Linked DNA regions of Homo sapiens: regions 2 and 3 are each linked to region 1. Evidence: read pairs that join two places in POLR2A ChIA-PET (ENCODE). Cell type or tissue: MCF 10A. All regions are shown on one strand.

Evidence for each region. Peaks named below come from ENCODE experiments on the same cell type or tissue, not always from the same donor. Only the 100,000 strongest peaks of a DNase experiment are listed, where the experiment ranks them.
Region 2: POLR2A ChIA-PET joins it to region 1 with 10 read pairs; 3 of 35 experiments call an interaction of 5 or more read pairs at or near these places.
Region 3: POLR2A ChIA-PET joins it to region 1 with 11 read pairs; 5 of 35 experiments call an interaction of 5 or more read pairs at or near these places.

Annotation. Positions count from the first base shown.
Region 1 is chr6:3,279,849-3,284,848 of GRCh38, reverse strand. It overlaps SLC22A23 (solute carrier family 22 member 23), which reads left to right. Exons shown (of 10, transcript NM_015482.2): 9 at 874-997. Among named protein-coding and RNA genes, the nearest start is that of PSMG4, 23 kb to the right of the region's middle. RefSeq lists an enhancer at 1,404-2,331 and a silencer at 2,460-2,754. In MCF 10A, no CTCF peak of the experiment used is centred here; a DNase peak (open chromatin) is centred at 2,498.
Region 2 is chr6:3,400,682-3,405,681 of GRCh38, reverse strand. All of the region lies in intron 3 of SLC22A23 (solute carrier family 22 member 23), which reads left to right. Among named protein-coding and RNA genes, the nearest start is that of SLC22A23, 54 kb to the left of the region's middle. In MCF 10A, a CTCF peak has its summit at 2,923; DNase peaks (open chromatin) are centred at 2,291 and 2,851.
Region 3 is chr6:3,516,490-3,521,489 of GRCh38, reverse strand. No RefSeq gene overlaps it. Among named protein-coding and RNA genes, the nearest start is that of SLC22A23, 62 kb to the right of the region's middle. In MCF 10A, no CTCF peak of the experiment used is centred here; DNase peaks (open chromatin) are centred at 3,009 and 3,979.

The DNA of each region.
Region 1 (5,000 bases):
CGCATGCCCCCGCCCCTTCCCCTGGCACCAGGCTCAGCACAGGCCCTGGCCCGGCGCCAACATGCTTTGTCTTAGGGACAGTTGTCTGGGTGGGGGGAGAAAGCCTGGGAGTGCTGGGGCCCGGCTGTCTGTGCTGCCAGGGGAAGCCGCTGTCCCCCTTTGACTCATGTAAGCTTGCTGCCCTGCAGCCCATGGGGACAGCACAGTGCCGCCCTGCACCTCGAAGCTGCTGCTGCACCCGCCTGGCCTGCCCCAGCCCTCGCCCGTGTCCCTGGAGAGTGCTTGCCCTCTATGCAGCCTTGGGGAAGCTGAGCTGAGCCCCAGCTGTATGGTCCTGACAGCATGCCCGTGCACTGTGCCAGACCCTGTCCTGGCGCGAGGTCGGTCTCCGGTGCCATTTACGAGGGCTTTGATGGGTTGAACACTTGCCTTCTGGGCCCATAAATTCTGTGGCTTGAGTTTTTGTTTCCTTAAATCAACCCTGACTCAGCTACCCTGTCCCACACGTTGGGCACATCAGACCTGACTGGAGCAAACATAGGCCAGGGCAGAGGGATGTCGCTGTGGCACCAGGGACATGCCAGCCTGCCCTCCCACCAGGCATGGCTCCCGGCTGAGGAATTCCAATAGAGGCCACCATGAGCTTCAGCATGCTTGACGCACAGGGACTCATAGAAGCCCCACAAAACCCACTGCAGGGGCTCTGGGCTTCTAGTCCTTGAGGTGCTGCTTGGTCCCCAGAGGGAATTGCATACCCATCCATGCCGCAAGCTGGACACTGGGAAGGAGCTGTGCTGTGCAGCCCCAGGCCTCCCTCCCACCCTGGCCTGGCTTCCTCTCTTCCCTCACCACCTTCTTCTGACCTTCCCCCAGGGATGAGTGACAGCGTCAAGGACAAATTTTCCATCGCGTTTTCCATCGTGGGCATGTTTGCCTCCCATGCGGTGGGGAGCCTCAGCGTGTTCTTCTGTGCGGAGATCACCCCGACGGTGATAAGGTGCGTCATGGGAGACACCCCAGGGGACGCCGGCTTCTCGGAAATCAAAGACGAGTCCCTGGCTCCAGGCTGGTGTGGGATTAACCAGCGTCAGCTCTGTCTCTGGCTCTGGACACATCAGCTTCGTGGTTCATAGCTGAGGTGGCTGTTGGACCCAACCCCGAGGCGCCCAAGAGGCAGTGAGAACCTGGCCCTGGGGTCCTGTCCAGGCAGCAGCAGGAGGAAGGGGGAACAGGGAGCTACTCTGGGCCCAGGAAATATGTCAGTGTCTGAGCGTCTGGCAAGGGGGGGAGTGCAGCGGATCACTTATGCCGCACTTCCACCAGAACCTGTGCTGCCAACTCTGCTAAGAGACCTCACGGCACAGCTAGTGCAAAATGTTTCACAAAGTAGAAAGAGCCTACCCCCCGGCCCTCCCCGAGATGGAGTTTCACTCTTATTGCCCAGCCTGGAGTACAATGGCATGATCTTGGCTCACTGCAACCTCTGCCTCCCAAGTTCAGGTGATTCTCCTGCCTCAGCCTCCAGAGTAGCTGGGATTATAGGTGTGCGCCACCACGCCCGGCTAATTTTTACATTTTTAGTAGAGACGTGGTTTCACCTGGTTGGCCAGGCTGGTCTCGAACTCCTGACCTCAGGTGATCCCCCCACCTTGGCCTCCCAAAGTGCTAGGATTACAGGCGTGAACCACCGTGCCAGGCCAAAAGAGCCTTATTTCATACTGACCTGAGAAGTTGATGTCATGAATCCAAAGCGAGCACAGCGAGTGAGATTACTGACTCATGTAAGAAACATGGATGGAGAGCCCACTGCGCGCCAGACACTAGGCCCAGAAAACACAGCAGCACAGTCCCGCCCTCGTGGAGTCTGCGGCCATTTCATACCTCCCTAAAAGGTGTGACTAACCTGTGCTCAGCCACTTTTGCTTTAGTTCGGAAAGTGAGGCTGACCCCTTCCTGGTGCCGTCTCTGCCCCTGGGTCGTGGTTCATGGGTGCTACACGCCATTTACTGTTGCCACCATGCTTATAGGTTAATAAAAAGGCACGCCTCCACTAAAAGGGCATCACTCAGCTGCAGTCATTTTCCTACACTGTTTGTGACTTACTGAGGAGCTTGAGTTATACCACACTGAACTTCTTAAAGGAGTATCAGCATTTCTCATGCACGTGCCTTCATAAAACAGAACTTGAGAGTAATGGCAGTAGTTCAGCCGTGAGTCAAAACCCAGGTGTCCGCATAATGACACCCTTGGGAAAATCCAGTAGCGGCTATTCCAGTCCAAGGCAGACTATGTGGAGGCTAAGCTGGGGAAGGCTTTGGGAGCAAGTAGGCAGGTCCGTGGACTTTCTTACTTTCCACATTTCCAGTAGCCATGCTAACAACAGCATCTTCACGTCCACACTTTTTGATTCATTCTCTTGGATCGTATCCTACAGGCCCAGCCTGACAGCTACTGGGCACCTGGACAGAAATGCCAAGGCATTGTATGATTAAGCACAAGGAACTCATCCTGTCCCTACCTTCTGCATCAGCCACAGGGGAGAGATGAGTCAGGAGCTTATTTAGTGCTTGCAGTTGCAGGATACCTCAGGCCGACCGCAGGCTCACTCCCTGTCTAAAGGACGGAAAGTGAAATTTCTCTCCTTTATCAAACAAAACAGCAAAGCCAAGTCTTTCAATAGACCAGAATCCACAGTCAGACCTTCTGGGTTTCCAGCTGGCCTCCTGCAGCCTTTGCATGATTATGCATATTTTGTTGGGGGAGGGGGTGGCTAGCGGGTACCCCTTAACTCTGGCAGTTGGTAGGCATCATTATTCTCTGTTAGATTTGGCTTAGCAAGCTAGACGGAAGGAAATGCTGTAAGCTTTTCCTCTTTGACGCAAACCTGGAAAGATTTGAGGATAGAAATTCAACAAACATGTTCTCAGATTCAGCTTGCCAAGATGACAAACTGGAAAAAATATGTGACCCTTGGTGATGCTTTTGTGCCTGCAGAGGATGAAAGGAAATTAAGTCCAAAGGGGGTCCCTGGGCCAGGCTGGGAGAATGTCTAGCGTTCCTGACAAATCCCTCTTCTCGCTGGGAGCCCTTTTCACCCGTGCCATCGGGAGGCCACAGCTCTTTCTTGCAAATGACTGAGGAACAATTCCCACGGAGGCCCTAGGATGGAAGTAGACTCCCCTACCATCCCCCCACTTCACAGAGAAAATTCCAAGATAAGCCACGATGGGCAGCCTGGGGCCCGTGAGCTCCATCTTTCTTAGCACAGAACTAGCCTTTCCCTGTGACACTATTACAGACAAGCCTTCTGGCAGCAAAGGGTAAGGGGCCAGGATGGACTGCCTGGAAGCAAATATTAGGATATGAAATTTTCTGCAAAAAGTTCAAAAAATGCTTTTATACTTTTCATACTTGTTCCACCACAAAAAGCAACAAAGGCCTGCAGAAATCTATTGCCCCAAGGATGATAGAGGCCAAGTTAACTAAATATTGTTTCATGAGATTCTGTTCAGACCTCGCGTTGACAGAACCAGCTACCCGCTCAGGCCCAGGCCAGGTGGTGGTTCTCATCAGCCAGTGCACAGCTCTGATTCATCTGTAAGACATTGGGAGTTGGGTGACTTTGCAAGTCTATCTGACTGTGCCCATCTCCCAGCTTGACATGGGCAGAAGTGGCCTGGGGTCCTGGGCGGATCTGGAAGCAGCTGCTGGCTGTGCTGGGGCGGATCTTTTCTATCCACTGTCCATCTGGATGCTCCAGGTGGGCTCCGAGGCTTCCTTTGCCCTCACGGAGGGGTCCAGGTGAGAGAGGAGGCAGGCGCTGGTGATCATGACACCCGCCTGTTTTCTCCTGCCCTGCCCACTCCGGCAGCCCTGGCCCTTTCTAGATCATAAGTCGGACAGGCCTCCCTGAGACACTCCCTGACTGACGACTCCCTGACATCTGTCTTCCGCTCTAATGCTGCCTCAAGAATAGGCACCGAGGGCCAGGATGACCTGGGGTTAAGGGAGTATCAGAGTCTGTTCAACTTCTTTAAAAAGTTGTATCTTAAAGGCCGGGCACGGTGGCTCACGCCTGTAATCCCAGCACTTTGGGAGGCTGAGGCGGGCAGATCACGAGGTCAGGAGATCGAGAGGATCTGGCTAACACGATGAAACCCCGTCTCTACTAAAAATACAAAAAAAATTAGCCGGGCGTGGTGGCGGGCGCCTGTAGTCCCAGCTACTCAGGAGGCTGAGGCAGGAGAATGGCGTGAACCCAGGAGGCGGAGCTTACAGTGAGCCGAGATCGCGCCACTGCACTCCAGCCTGGGCGACAGAGCGAGACTCCATCTCAAAAAAAAAAAAAAAAAAAAAAAGTTGTGTCTTAAAAATGTCACATCTGAAAACAAGTACTGAGTAGCAGACAGGAAGCCAGCATGCGTCCCATGCCGGCAGCGCCTGTGGCGTGCGAGCGATGAGCAGCGGGGCAGGATGAGGGGAGGGTGCTGATGATATGGCCCGGAGCCTGGGAAGGAACCAGACGGAGCTGCCCATGATCCTGAGGCCGCCTCCCTGTGTGGCCTTGGGTGGGTCCCTCGGCCGGCTTTAGTGTCCTTGTCTTAAAACAAAACTGACTACAGGCACCTTGTTAGGCGGGGGTGGAGAATGGAGGCCATGTGCAAAGGGCCTGGGCTCAGCACAGGACAGTTCATATTCTTCTTCTTCGCTGGGCATCTTCAGCAGTTGTATTTATTTCTATAAAAAATGGTACAAATATTTGCTTATCCTCAACTTCACAGAAATTTAGTCAAGTCACATTAAGTAATATAAAAGAGGAGCTAGAACAGGAGCCTCGCCTCGGGTGTTTCAATGTGAGATGGTAACGTTCACATGGCTAACAGCAATTTGATTCTGGAATCCTTAATTCAATGAAGTTTGCCATTTCTAGTAAGAAGTCGGCCTGCATATCAGTTTTCCTACCTTATTGAGATCCTATTGCTAGTAAAATAAAGATATCC
Region 2 (5,000 bases), 120 kb before region 1:
TTCAGTCAACAGGATCTTTAAGCATCAGCACTATGCTATATATGTAAAAAAAAAAAAAAAAAATTTGACTGAGCCAAATGGCTCCACAGAGTGAGTTGTCAAAGTGTGGAATGAAGAGAATGGAGATTGCCGATGTCAACTAGAAATGGCTTCAGCTACCTTGTGGGCTTCTGGGGAGCAAACATTTGCTCTGCATTTGGGTGAAGGGAAAGTTTCGCATGAATACGTGCTCGGTCGTCTCTTTGTCTCCACCCGGTTTCCCCATCTTCAGATACGTGGGCCTTCCCAGTAGCAGCAAGTTCTCAGGGCAAAAAGCCCTTCTCCTGGTGGGACCAACTCCACTCACAAGGCTATTTCCACCAAGGAAATGAGTCAGAGTTTACCGAAGGCCTTTGACAAACTTTTTTTTTTTTTAAATTTTTTGAGACAGTCTCGCACTGTCGCCTGGGCTGGTGTGCAGTGGTGCCATCTCAGCTCGCTACAACCTCCGCCCCCCAGGTTCAAGTGATTCTCCTGCCTCACCCTCCCAAGTAGCTAGGATTACAGGCACCCACCACCACATCCAACTAATTTTTTTGTATTTTTAGTAGAGACAGGGTTTCACTATGTTGGCCAGGCTGGTCTCGATCTCCTGACCTCGTGATCCGCCCGCCTCGGCCTCCCAAAGTGCCAGGATTACAGGCATGAGCCACCGCACCTGGCCGACAAATCTTTTTTTTTTTTTAAGCTTCAAAGGAATTTTGATTTTACTGAGGTTCAGATGGGCACAACAGGGAAATCGGAGCAGATTGAGGTCTCTCCATTGGTCATTTTCTTCACTGGAAACACATTACTAACCCTGCGGGCAAACTGCGAAAAGCAAAGGAGTAAATTTCTAAGCAAAAAGTAACAGGGCATTTGCTCTGTACCCCACTGTCTTCCCTTATCCCACCTCTGAGCAGTCAGAGCTTCTGGGCTCACTGCAGGGTAAGTAAGAATAGAAGCATCTGGTGAGGCAGTTCCAACCCCTGGGAAGGCGAGAATGCTGTGGTGGCCAGTTAGGCAGGGCCACTGGTCATGGGTCAGAGCCTGGAGGGGTGAGCCATCCAGCAGGGAGCCACAACATGCCACTGAAGACTGATTTTTCTCAAAATTGTGCCAGTCCTTCAAATAAAAATTTACTCAGGCCTTTCTCTCTATCTCTACCTATATGTTCGCCAAAACCTGGACTTTTCTTTCTATAGACATTTCTCTGGAAAAAATGCAAATGTCTCTAGGGCATGTAAGGATATATCATCTCACCTGCATATTAAAAATGGAAATGTGAGGACAGAGAAAGAATAAGCGGCCAGTGGCATCACTGAGACCCATCTGCCCAGTCTTCTGTCCAGAAGTCTGTGCAAGAAAACATGTAGCTATTGCCTAAATGTACAGATAGGCTTTCCAGTGCATATATCTTTTGGTGTTTTGAATTTGGTGAAGGTAGATCTATGTCCAAATCAGAGGAAAATAGTAGCAAATACTCGGAGATATCTGGGCATTTTAAAATTAGAGTATTTGGATGCTTTTCCACACAGGGGAGGCTGTTCTTAAACTGTGCGTCAAAACCTTACGGACTAGGTTTTTTCCAGACTGGAATTTCAGTAGTGTGTCTGTGCTTCATTTGAAACAAAGCTGTTCACTACTCTAAAAGGGGAACTGAAAAGATCTGAAAATCAGGAGATCTGAGCTGGATTGCAGACTCCACAGTTGACTGACGGTGACCGTGACAGATTGTGAGATCTCTCTGAGCTTGTGTCTCCCTCTCTATAAAGTAAGGGATGAGATTTAAACCAAGTTTTGTGTAGCTGTGCGATCGCTTCCTGGGATAACTCGTGGAGAAAATGAATGGAAAACAAAACAAATGGAAAACTATTGAGCTTCAACGTAACTTCCAGTTTTAGAATTCTATGGCTTTTGAATTCTTAGCCATTAGCCTCCTTCAGTGTTGAAGATTTCTTGGGGTGGGAGTGGGGGCAGTGAAACCAGGGGTGCTTCCTCTTACCCCCCTAGATGTGCCAGTCTCAAGTCCACACTAGTACCTAGTGTTGTTGGACTTCCATCCTTCCTCGCTGTGTGGCTGCTGCGCCAGTGCCGATCTATAAAGTGAGCTGGGAAGAGATGCTGTGATAGGGTAAGATTAATGGTTAACAGCTTCCCTTTCCCCAGGGTTCCAGACCCTGCCCTCATGTCAACAACCTTGCCCTTGCTGGCCCCTGCTGGAAATCCTTTCCTGCTTGCTCCATTCGCCTCTCTTACCACATGTTTGCTGGCTGGAATCCTATTACACTCCCTGGGAGTTTTTTTTTTTTCCACACCTGGACAGACAGGATGGGACCTGAAGCTAAAAGCTGAGTCGACCAGAAAAAATTGTTCAGGAGTGTAAGAGAGCAATACTGGGCTGACTTTGTTTTGTTTTATGTTCTTAAAAGCAAATTAAAAGAGGAAATAAATCAGTCACCTTGAAAACAAGTAAAAAAAAAAAAAGCAAAACATTAGGCTTCTTGAAAACATCCAAATGTATCTAGTGGGAAGCAAAATCATTACTGGTTTGCCAAGACTTGCTGTTATTGAAAAGACAGACTCTTGGCTGAGAGCACAGAGAGAAATATAACTCAAATGGTGCAGAGCCATGAAAGTTTGTTGTCAACAACTGTTTCTCAAATCAGCGCATCCTGCCAGATAGGCTCTGCTACAAAGAGTTTAAGTTTTAGTTTTTCATGACCTGCCCGGAAGCACAATTTTCTCCTTTGCTCATTTGCTCCATGAACATGTGAGGACCTGTCGGGTGCCAGGGGATGGACAGTTGGTTCCTTGATTACATACTAAACCCTTGCCATTGTTGAGTGTTGAGGACATAGAGGCAAGTACGTGCTCCTGCCCTCTAGCGCACTCAGAGTTTAGTGAGTGAAGAGGCAGAGACACACCCTGCTGGGACAGTGAGCACCAGAGGAGACTCCTGAGCTGTGAGTTCTGTGGGGTCAGGGAGAATAGGTGTTTGCTATTTGCAGTGGGTGCTTAGATCCTAGAAGAGCCTAGTGTACTCTGGGTAGTATAGGTGATTGGGGTTGGCTGGAGCCTAGTGCACTCTGGGTAGTGTGGATGATTGGAGTGGGCTGCAGCCTAGTGCACTCTGTGTAGTGTGGATGATTGGGGTTGGCTGGGGCCTAGTGCACTCTGGGTAGTGTGGGTGATTAGGGCTTAGCTAGAGCCTAGTGCACTCTGGGTAGTGTTGGTGATTGGGGTCGGAATCTAAATTATGAATAACAAAGCCAAGGAAGGAGGATGGAACAACACACACAGACCTATCCTCCATGACCTTAAGGTAGTGGCAGGCCACTGAAGGATCTCAATTGAGAAAGATAAGCCTTAGATGCATGTTTTGGAGAAATGTCTCAGGCTGCAGTGTGAGCAGGCCAAAGAGGAAAAGAAGGCCAAGCTAGGAGCTGGGAGGCTGCTGTGGTAGTGAGGCGAGGAAGAAGAGCCCGAATGAGGGCCATGGCCATGGGGCAGGAGAGACACTGAGGATGCAGAATCACAGCCTCAATGACTGAGGAATGGGGAGAAGGGTGAAGGAGGGCCAGGGGACTTGCCTGGATACCTGGAGAGGGGATTTTTCTCTGAATGGTGATAAAAGGGATTCAGCCCAAGCATTCTACTCTGATTCCAAATCCTGTAGAGTCTGAAGCTACCGACCACTCCCTTCCTCCCATGAGTCTGACAGGGGAAGATGATGACCTCTGTTTCAGACCTGGTAAGCTGATGGAGACTTAGGGCATCTGAGAGGATTGATTTGCCAGGAGATTTGTTATTCAGAAGTTCAGGAGCAAGGCCCCCGTGTCCTCAGGATGAAGGTAGCAACTAAAGGTTACCAGAGCTGAGCTCACCCAGGGGCTCTGTAGCTGAGCAACAAATGGGTGGAGGTAGAAGAACCAGTGGAGAGAGACAGGGAGGAACCGACTGTGTGGTCAGTGGAGAGTCAGACCAGGCTGGTTACCAGGGAGCCAAGGAAGGGGCTGACAGCAGAGTCAAGTGATGCAGGACATTGAAAAATGTCCTTTGGGCATAGCAAAGATTGCCCAGTAGGTCAGAGGTAAGTGTGGCAAAGCAACTTTAATTCCATGTAGTGATTAATGTAATGTGAATTATTTCGAGCATAGGTTTTAATTTATGTATGCCTCAGAGAAGCACTGTCTTGTCCTATGCCAAGTATTTTAGAAAGAAAGTTATATTTTTTTTTTACTGTGGCAAAATATACATTACATACAGTTTACCATTTCAGCCTTTTTTGTTTTGTGTTTTGTTTTTTGTTTTTGTTTTTGTTTTGAGATGGAATCTCACTCTGTTGCCCAGGCTAGAGTGCAGCGGCACAATCTCGGCTCACTACAACCTCCATCTCCCAGGTTCAAGCGATTCTCCCGCCTCAGCCTCCCAAGTGACTGGGACTACAGGCGCCACCACGCCCGGCTAATTTTTGTATTTTTAGTAGAGACGGGGTTTTGCCATGTTGGCCAGGCTGGTCTCAAACTCCTTACCTCAAGTGATCCACCCACCTCGGCCTCCCGAAGTGCTGGGATTACAGGCATGAGCCACCATGCCTGTCCCATTGCAGCCATTTTTAAGTGTGCACAATTTAGTGATATATTTCCATTGTTGTGCAAGACAATGTTTTTTAGAGTGTTAGATGTTCATTATTATTGAGCAGAAAAAAATGGAATTGGAAGGCAAGTCGGTAATGCCTATTTTTGCTTAAAGTCACCTGAAACATGATATTCCCGTGACTCAATAACTGGATATTCAGTTACATTTAGTACAATTGAGTTGAGTTAGAGATGCAGTTTTGTTCTGATGTTCCAGTGTCCATACTGAAAGGCAGTGTGTGAAGACTTGCCATATCCCCACCCTCTTTCTCATCAACACACACCCAAGTGCACACACGTGCGTGTGATCACACGGAAACAGTTGAGAAGATGCTTGGGTGG
Region 3 (5,000 bases), 240 kb before region 1:
TTAGGTTTTAAAAACATTCCTCCCCCAAATGGCATATACGGGAAGAGTGAGAAGGTTAAACTAATGGAGAAATGGGTTAATATGAAGACTGCCCTATTGGGATAAAGAAAACAGTTCACACAAATAGAATCATCTCAGGGTAAAGGCTGAAGCCGCCAACTGATTCCAGACCCTGCTTCAGACACTGCCTGTGGCATCCCCAGCTAGCTCTGACAACTGTGTTTATCTGATGAAATGTAATAGACTTGCCTGGCTCAGACTCACAAGCACACTGCACGGTGCCGCGTGGTCTGCAGTCCCACTGCAGGGTCCATGCTTCCACTCTGGGCACCATTCATAAATCCCATCACCTCACCCTCTCCTTGAAGGAAGGCCGAGCGTTTCTGGGCTCCAGTTCCATGGTTCCTGTGTCATACATAACATAGGATCAGATTGATTCTAAGCTACCTTCCAGCTCAAGCATTCTAAAATTCCAGTCATAAGGAATTTCCCAACAACAACAAAGTAGAAGAGCGTAACCACAAAAAGTACATTTCAAAAATCAGTAGCCAAGGAAAGAAGCATTAGATTCTGGAGCGGGGCCCGAGTCCCAGCCCAGCACAGCAGGGTCTTCAGCAGTCTGCTCCCCATCTCCAGAAGCCCTACTGGTGACCCTCCAAACCCTGAGGGCCAAGCTCAGAGGAGAGCTTTCTTTCACTCCTCTTCTGACCAAGGAGCTGGGGAATCCCCTGTGAGGACTAAGTAGTTGCATCAGGGAAGAGATCTGAACCCTCCAGTTTCCCCATGGGAATGGGGTCTGCCCTTGGGCAAGACAGAGCTGGTCCTAGTACTGGACACTTAACAAAATTTCCTTTCATGAAAGAAAGTCCAGATAGACCAACAAATATATCAAATCAGAGTGACTGAATTCTTTCCTTTTATCTTTGCAATCCCCTAAGCCAACAGAAAGGGAAACAGTCTTCAGACTGCTCATAGAGAAAAACAGCTTGGCCTCGAAGGAGTCATGTCAAATTACTCTAACTCAGAGCAGACAGAATGTCTGGGGAGAGCTACCCAAGCATATGTTAGATGCAAAGAATGGCTGAGCAATTATGCAAACATATAGCCAAGGAAAGGGAAGAAGGAAGGAAGGGACAGAGGGAGGAAAGGAGGGAGCGAGGAAGGGAGTGGGGAGGAGGAAAAGGGAGACTGTAGACCTAAGGAAACAGGTGGTGAGCAATGAATCTATTGAAATATACAACATATGTTACACGCCAATAAGAATTATAGCTCTCAAACGGAATGTGATCAGTCACATAAACCTGGTCAATGTGAAAATGTCTGTTTTCGTTCCCTAGGGCTGCCATAACAAAGCACCGCAGACTAGCTAGTTTTAAAGCAACAGAAATTTATTGTCTCACAGCTCTGGAGGCTGGAAGGCAGATCAAGGTGTCGGCTGAGTTGGTTCCTTCTGGAGGCTCCAAGGAAGAATCTGTTCCAGGTCTCTCTCCCAGCTTCCAGCAGTTGCTGGCAATGCTTGGCATTCCTTGGCTTGTAGCTGCATCACTCCAACATCCCTTTGTCTTCATGTGGCTTTCTTTCCTCTGTGTATCTGTGTTCAAACTTTGCTCTTATGAGAACATCAGTCACTAATTTAGGTCTCACCTCAATCCAGCCTGACCTCATCTTAACTCAAGGACTTCTGCAAAGACCCTATTTTCCAAATAAGACCACATTCACAGGTCTCGGGACTAGAATTTGAGAAAACCTTTTTGGGGGATTCAGTCCAACCAACTCTAACATAACTTACTAAAATTGAGACGAAGAGGAGGGGAAATGAAAGCCACATGAGAATGCCAGTATCCTCTTCTTTCTTTGGAAAGAGACAATTGCTTTGTTCTAAAATTGAGATGCATATTGTATGTGTATGTGCATGCATGCATATATAAAATCCCAACCTGTTCATGTTATCTGCAATCTCTTTCCTTACCCTTAGAGAAATAATATCCTTTGTGGTAAAGAAACATTCACTTAAGGCTCAACAGCTTCGGTTTATTTTTGGTCTTTTACAAAATAAATAAAATTTAAATGTAATGATTTTTATTCTTTTAGAGGCTATAGTGACTATTTAAGCAGTTGCTCAACGAAGCAATTACAACATTCACTTTCTTTCTGAAAACCACCAAAATCATCAGAAAGCATATGATCATGTCAGTCTTAGTGAGTTTGAAAGCTCCAGCAATTGGCCTGGCACACAGTTTCTGTTTAATAAATGCTTGCTAAACTGGACTATTTTCTTGCTAATTACACAGAGCAGACATGTCCAGACCCCTTCAGAATCTCGCACCTGTTGAGTTAAACATCCTAGGACTGCATTTTTTCATTTCTCTTTTGCACCAAACAGTCTAACTCTGGGAGATTAATTCCAGACATAGCTGAGGAGGAGAGGGCACACTTGTCCTCAGATGAGCTGATCCTGTACTGAAGGGGAAAATGAATTCCTTCTTTCTGTCTGGAATGTATTTAAAGCCCTCTGCTTTAAAGCCGTATACTCTGGCAAAATAGTAATTTTGTCCTTAGACAACGGGATCTGCTGGTGAAAATCTGAGGAGAGCATCTGCCAGCTCCCTGGGCTCAGCTCCTTTCCCTGCAAAGGACACAGTGGTTGCTGATGAACGCAGCCTGGCTCAGAAAGGAATGAGTGCTGCTGCTGACAGCTGTGTGCGGGTGTGCTGAAGGGTCCATAGCCCATCAGCTTTGCACCTCCCCATCCTCCCTGCTCCTCCCATGCCCGATCACCTCCAGCGTATTGGAGGGCAGCAGCAGTGACTCAGGGTTTAGTGAAAAAACAACGTGCACACCTGAAGACTGGCCTTAGCTCTTACTATCAGGCTCTTGGCAGGGAAAATCAGGGCCATATGCCTCTTGCCTCTTTCTCTGCCTCTGTCTGGTGTGCAAGCCTCTCTCTCTTCCCCATCCTTCTCTCTCATTTGCGCCCCAGGGCATTCAACATTCTCCATAACAGGCCCAGGGCCTGCCAGGCCGCGTTTGCCGCTCCCGTGCTGACTCATCCACAGAGCCCATCCCAGGCCAAACGTTCCCTCTGGCTGGAAATGCAGCTTGGTGTATCCTTGGCTCTTGTTCATTTTTGCCGTGGTCAGTTTCCTATTTCCTCTTCCCCAGGTGGCGTGTGGGTCCTGTGCTGTGCCCTGCCACCCTGCGAGTTATGGAGAGAAATTCACATAGGCTTGGGGTCCTGCAGGACCACCTTTGGGAGGGGCACAGAACAGCGCTGTCCTTTGGAAGTGTCAAGAAGCAGCTGCTCGGGGGCCAGGTCTAGAGCCAGGCTACACACTAAAGACAGCTGCAGCCCCAGGCTGGCACTGCCCGGGTCCAGGTTTGGCTTAATTGCCTTATTCTGTAACCTAACTAGAAGAACTAGGTGGGTGAAAAACAATAAATGCTCATTTAAATTCTGTCCTAGCTGTCCAAGACAGAGGTTTAGAGCTGCTTAGACCTCAGAGATCACTGTGTTCAATTTCTCTCTCTAAAGAGGAGACAGGGATGCCCGAGATGGGCTATGGCTCCCCAAGGTCACCTGGGAGAGCAGAGTTCCAGGGTTCTGGTCAAGAGCTACCTCCTTGCCTCCTGGAAGTGCAACCTGTGTGCTACCATGTGAATTCTGGACACCGTCAAGTGCTTTGCTCCAAAAGGCTGTGTCAGGGTCCACTGACAGCCATACCAGAAGAGGAACTTGTTTAGGAAGGGAAAAAACACTTCCATGTGGCAGCGATGGAGGATTACACCAAGGCAGGTGCTCTGGGTAAGCCAGGGAAAGACAGCAAGATAGACCTGGACGGAGCTTCATAACGGACAATTCCCTGGGGATTACAGGGATTAGCTCTCATAATGCCTTTCTATGACAGCTCAGTGGCAGAGGACAGAAAAAAAAAATAACAGCTTCATACAGGGAGATTTTGAAAAGGTAATGAGCAATGTGGCATTGTGAAACACTGGGTTGCAAAAGCAACGTGACTTCTCCTAAAAGCATGTATTTTGACCTCAAGGAAATCTCTGCAGACACACTTGCTCCCTCAGCATCCATGAATTCCACTCCGCTGGCCTGCAGTGAACCACTGCAGAGAGGTGGTTGAGAGAGCGGAAGGAGATGATGGAGAGTGGGGGAGATGATGGGGAGTGGGGGAGATGTTGGGGAGCGGGGGAGGTGATGGAGAGTGGGGCTGATGATGGGGAGTGGGGGAGATGACGGGGAGCCGGGGAGATGATGGGGAGGGGGGAGATGATGGAGAGTGGGGAGATGATGGGGAGTGGGGAGATGATGAAGAGCGGGGGAGATGATGGGGAGGGGGGGAGATGTTGGGGAGCAGGGGAGGTGATGGAGAGTGGGGCTGATGATGGGGAGTGGGGGAGATGTTGGGGAGCGGGGGAGATGATGGGGAGCGGGGGAGATGATGGAGAGTGGGGGAGATGATGGGGAGTGGGGAGATGATGGAGAGTGGGGGAGATGATGGAGAGTGGGGGAGATGATGGAGAGTGGGGGAGATGATGGGGAGTGGGGGAGATGACGGGGAGCCAGGGAGATGACGGGGAGCCGGGGAGATGATGGGGAGGGGGGAGATGATGGAGAGTGGGGAGATGATGGGGAGTGGGGAGATGACGAAGAGTGGGGGAGATGATGGGGAGTGGGGAGATGAGAGCAGGGGAGATGATGGGGAGCAGGGGAGATGATGGGGAGTGGGGGAGATGATGGGGAGCGGGAAGATGATGGAGAGTGGGGGAGATGATGGGGAGTGGGGGAGATGACGGGGAGCCAAGGAGATGATGGGGAGCCGGGGAGATGATGGGGAGGGGGGAGATGATGGAGAGTGGGTAGATGATGGGGAGTGGGGAGATGATGAAGAGTTGGGGAGATGATGGGGAGTGGGGAGATGAGAGCGGGGGAGATGATGGGGAGCGGGGGAGATGATGGGGAGCAGAGGAGATGATGGAGAGTGGGGGAG